Linked DNA regions of Homo sapiens: region 2 is linked to region 1. A link is an interaction called in ENCODE POLR2A ChIA-PET data of the cell type or tissue named here. Cell type or tissue: K562. All regions are shown on one strand.

Region 1 (2,500 bases):
ACTTTCCTTATTTTAACACAAAGTACATAATTTTGATTTATCAACTGAATGTAGCAGTTTTATGATCATTTTCAGTGATATTTCATAAGCTCAGTGATAAACCCTCAAATGTCACGGTGATCTGGGGACTAGAACTCACACCCACGAGCCACTCCAGGAACACAGGATGCAGGGGCACCGCAGTAATCGCCACCTCTCGAGGAGTGTGGCCCACTCACCTGGATGGATTGCACGCATACACGTGCACATACACATGGAGCTCACGCACACACAGGCACTTGTGCACAGATGCACGCACACACAGTGCACGTACCTGCACACATGTTGCATACACACACGCAGGCACTCATGCACAGACACAGTGCACATACCTGCACACGTGTACACACGTGTACTCATGCACAGACGCACACAGTGCATACCTGCACACATGTTGCATACACATACACATAGGCACTCATGCACAGATGCACACACAGTGCACACACGCAGTTCATGTGTGCACATGCATGCACATAAACAGGCAAGCACACACGTACACATTACACACACAAGCAGGCACTCATGCACAGACTCATACACAGGGCACGTACCTGCACGCACGTGTACACACACACACGCACAGGCACTCATGCACAGATGCACGCATACACAGGGCATGTACCTTCACACACGTGTAAACACACGCACAGGCACTCATGCAGATGCACGCATACACAGTGCAAGTACCTGCACACGTGTACACATACACGCACATGCAGGCACTCATGCACAGATGCATACACAGTGCACATACCTACACACACGTGTACACACACACACGCACAGGCACTCATGCCCAGATGCACACATACACTGCACATACCTGCACACACGTGCACACACACACGCACAGGCACTCATGCAGACGTATGCACAGTGCACGTACCTGCACACACATGTACACACACACACACACACAGGCACTCATGCACAGATGCACGCATACACAGTGCACGTACCTGCACACACGTGTACATGCACACACAGTCCCGTAAATGCACGCTTACATCCGTAATACTGATGAAGTCTTTCAAACAACCAACCACTCTACAGCACGTTTTTAGACTCTCAGCACCAATTTATACGTAAGCTTAACCGCCTTGTCCTCCAATCATCCATTAAAGGATGGTAAGTTAAGCATTGTAAATGTTATTATTCAAAGTTGGTTTGATCTCCCAGCTCGGGGGATGCTGTGTTACCTGTGCGCCCCGGGAGTAGGAGCGGAATATGGTACAAAATCTTCCCTGGCCTGAAGTATCCCTGGAAAAGATGTTGGAGACCATTAAGAAGAAACCAGTGCTTCTTCCTGACAACAGGTTCTGGAACTTCAGAGCCACAGCAAGTGCACCACACACCCGCCAGTCAGCAGCCACCACGCCGCCAGCGTGAGACCCCAACAAAACTTTCCAATGTCCCTGAAGGGATCCGGGTGTTGGGATGTCCTCCCAGGCTCATGCTCTTCTCTGTCATTTAAAAAGTCAAACTAGAAAAAATAGTGACGGTTTTAACATAATTCTCAGATATTTAAATACATTCAATGTAGGCTTTAAAAAACTTGTTGAATCTGAAGATAAATCTATGCAGTAAGGAGTGTGGGTCTACACCAGGGGAGAGAGGCCGGTGGGATCCCTGCTCTTCCAGTTCAACTGTAAGAGCTCACATGGAGTCAGCCCTTCCAGTGTGCCCCTAAGAGGGGAGGGATACAGGGAACTGCCTGGCGTGAGCTGCAGGCAGGGCTTGAGTTCTCAGATGACGGCACACGCAGCAGGTACTGGGACCCACAAAGACCAGAACGGAGCTCCAAGAAACAAATGAAAGGCCGGGCTTGGCGGCTCACACCGATAATCCCAGCGCTTTGGGAGACCGAGGCAGGCGGATCACCCGAGGTCAGGAGTTGGAGACCAGCCTGGCCAACATAGTGAAACCCCGTCTCTACTAAAAATACAAAAATTAGCTGGACATGGTGGTGTGCTCCTGTAGTCCCAGCTACTCGGAAGGCTGAGGCAGGAGAATTGTTTGAGCCCGGCAGGCGGAGGTTGCAGTGAGCTGATATCGTGCCACTGCACTCCAGCCTGGGAGACAGAGTGAGACTCTGTCTCAGAAAAAAAAAAAAAAAAAAAAAGGAAGAAACAAATGAGGGTGGAAAGGGTGCTCCCCAGGGATCAGTTCCCAGAGGAGGCGGCCCTGGGACAGCCAGCGCTGTTTCCCGGAGTCTGCACATGCAACGAACACACCTACATCAATGGGAGATTCCCCAGTGGGCCAGGGGCTGGCCCCGCACACGAGACACAACCTCACGGATGAGCGGTGGGACGCGGCATGGTTTTGCTGTTTGTGTCACATGCACCTGTGGTCGGTGACCACCCTCAGCACGAGAGAGAAGGGCCTGGGGCTCCAGAGGGGACCAGCGACACTGGCCATTGCCAAAGCCTAGGAGTGAGTGCCTCATTTCCTGAGA
Region 2 (2,500 bases), 200 kb before region 1:
GCTCAAGTGATCCTCCTGCCTCAGCCTCCCAAAGTGCTGGGATTACAGGCGTGAGCCACTGCACCTGGCCTCTCTTCTAATTCAGTTCTTGTTTTTAAATTCTCCTTAGCTAGTAGCTATGGTCTCTGTTTATTGGATACATAACCTGAGCCTGGCTCTCAAGAATGTGATTTTACAGCCAGGCATGGTGGCTCACACCTGTAATCCCAACACTTTGGGAGGCCGAGGTGGGTGGATTACCTGAGGTCAGGAGTTCAAGATCAGCCTGACCAACATAGATAAACCCCATCTCTACTAAAAATACAAAATTAGCTGGGCGTGGTGGTGCATGCCTGTAATCCCAGCTACTCAGGAGCCTGAGGCAGGAGAATTGCTTGAACCCGGGAGGCGGAGGTTGAGGTGAGCCGAGATCACGCCACTGCACTCCAGCTGGGGCGACAGAGTGAGACTCCGTCTCAAAAAAAAGAATGTCATTTTACATGCAGTCTCATTTCACGCCCAGAAGGAACATTACATGTAAGCCTGGCCATTATCCCTGTTTTACTGAGTGAAGGGTGTTGGGAGAGGTTAAGGTCAGTCTACCCTTAGAAAGTACTAGTACCAGTTTATAAATGGAGAGTTGGCAATATGGCAGAAGCATATTTTTTCCTTAAGTTTAGTAGTCCTGACATGTTTAATCTGACAGGTGTTCTCCCGGTTGCCCTGTGTGCCAGTGCTGTGGGGACTGTGGGGCTTAGGGAGCAACAGGGCCTGAGACAAGCAGCCAAAGAGCTGGCCACAGGCAGAAGAGAGGTAGGGTGCATTGGAGCCCTGGAGGCAGCTGGGGCCAGTGCGCCTGAGTGGCCGACCCCAGGGGCCTCCCTCACCTGCCCTCTGGTTGTGTCGTTGTAGACAGATATCTAAGCCCTGTGAGCCTCGTTTCCTTATCAGAGGCCTGGGGAGTAGGGTTACCTCCCTCCCAGGACTGTGGTGAGGATGAGATAACGTGTGTACACAGCCTAAGTGGGCGCCCTGCCAGGTCAGTGATGGACACAGGGTGAGAGGAGTTGGGTTGGGGTTAATGGAGTGGACCCTGAAGAGTGGTCAGAATTCAGGGTGGGAGTGTAGGGAAGGGCACTGGCACACCAGGCAAGAGGAGGGTGTGGACAGACGTGCTCTAGGGAGAGACAGTGGCTCCCCTTGGCCAGGTCAATGACAGTGCAGAGCTGTGGAGACCGTGAGGGGGTGACTCAGGTGTTTGTTTTAGGGCAGGTGATGGAGGTAACCGACTTAAGCTGGCTAGAGTAGGGGAAGAATTGCAGGAAGCCACTTGGGTGGCAGCTTTGAGAGCCTAGGCAGAGGTGGTGGGCCTGGGCAAGTCTACCAGAGTGATAGAGACAGAACAGAGGACGTAGTGCAGGGAAGGGAGTGCAGTTTTAGCTCCACAGACACTGGGCCTTCTACGGTGTGTGAGTCTGGGGTTTGGTGAGAGCACTCCGCTGGAAGTGCAGGTGGCAGGGCTGCCCTGGGCTGAGTGAGGCCAGCAGGCCTGATAAAAGGGAACAGGACTTCTGTAGAATGCATCAGTGTGGAAGGCAGGAGGAATAAGAAGAAAGAATGTGAGGGGTGAGGAGGGAATCAGACCTGGACCATGAAAACTTATGGAAGGACTGGGTTATACACAGCATGTCTGGTGGCAAGGCAGGGAGGAGGCACTGCTGGGTGAGGGGGGCAGTTTGGTCATGGGCATCTCAGTGGGGATGGGCTGTGGAGGCACAATTCATGCAGCTATGGGCACCAGATGTTTGGAGTGGAGCTGTGGCTTTGACCCACTGGGAACTTGTTAGAAGCACAAACTCTTGAGCCCCATGCGGACCTCCTGAGTGCCCATCTGCAGCAGAACAAGATCCCAGGTTGAGTGGGCTGCACAGAGACATGGGGTCATGTGTAGGCAGGAGGCAGAGGTGACACCCGAGCTGCGGTTCGTAGCACGCTGTGGAAGGAGGAGGCACATCCATAGCCGTCTCCTGTCAAATCAAGTTTTAAAGAAAAACGAATGCATGGACTACCTGAGGAGCTTCTGTAATTTATTGACATTACTCCTGTAAGCTTCAGAGTATTCATATGTTCATCCACCAGTTATTTATTGAGCACTGTCTGTGTGCAGTACCTCTTGGAAGTGCTGAGGAACAAGAGAACAAGACAGTGTTCAAGCTCTCATGAGCTTACATTTTAGCGAGGAGGGACAGACTCCTGCTAGCAGTCAGCAACATAAGTACAGATGGGTGGGGAGGGAAGAGACGGGTGAGGGGGTGGTGCTGTTTTAGCAGGTGTTGGACATCGTCTCTGCTGAAGGCCACCCAGGGTGAGCCTGGGGCTCTTAGAGGTTGCTTCATGCAGAAGGATGGCGAGAGCAGCAAGGGCCAGTGGGGCTGGACGTGTGGAGACCAAGGGGGCTGTGATGGGACCCGGGCAGACAGGGGCCACTGGCTTTGCCCAGGCCCTCTGTGTGAGGGGCAGC

Evidence for each region. Peaks named below come from ENCODE experiments on the same cell type or tissue, not always from the same donor. Only the 100,000 strongest peaks of a DNase experiment are listed, where the experiment ranks them.
Region 2: POLR2A ChIA-PET joins it to region 1 with 10 read pairs; 2 of 35 experiments call an interaction of 5 or more read pairs at or near these places.

The regions. Positions count from the first base shown.
Region 1 is chr17:82,659,746-82,662,245 of GRCh38, forward strand. It overlaps RAB40B (RAB40B, member RAS oncogene family), which reads right to left. Exons shown (of 6, transcript NM_006822.3): 3 at 1,242-1,302. Among named protein-coding and RNA genes, the nearest start is that of MIR4525, 7.3 kb to the right of the region's middle. In K562, no CTCF peak of the experiment used is centred here; no DNase peak of the experiment used is centred here; H3K27me3 peaks cover 1,038 bases.
Region 2 is chr17:82,461,154-82,463,653 of GRCh38, forward strand. The region is part of intron 2 of NARF (nuclear prelamin A recognition factor); the gene reads left to right. Among named protein-coding and RNA genes, the nearest start is that of NARF, 3.7 kb to the left of the region's middle. In K562, no CTCF peak of the experiment used is centred here; a DNase peak (open chromatin) is centred at 948; H3K4me3 peaks cover 671 bases.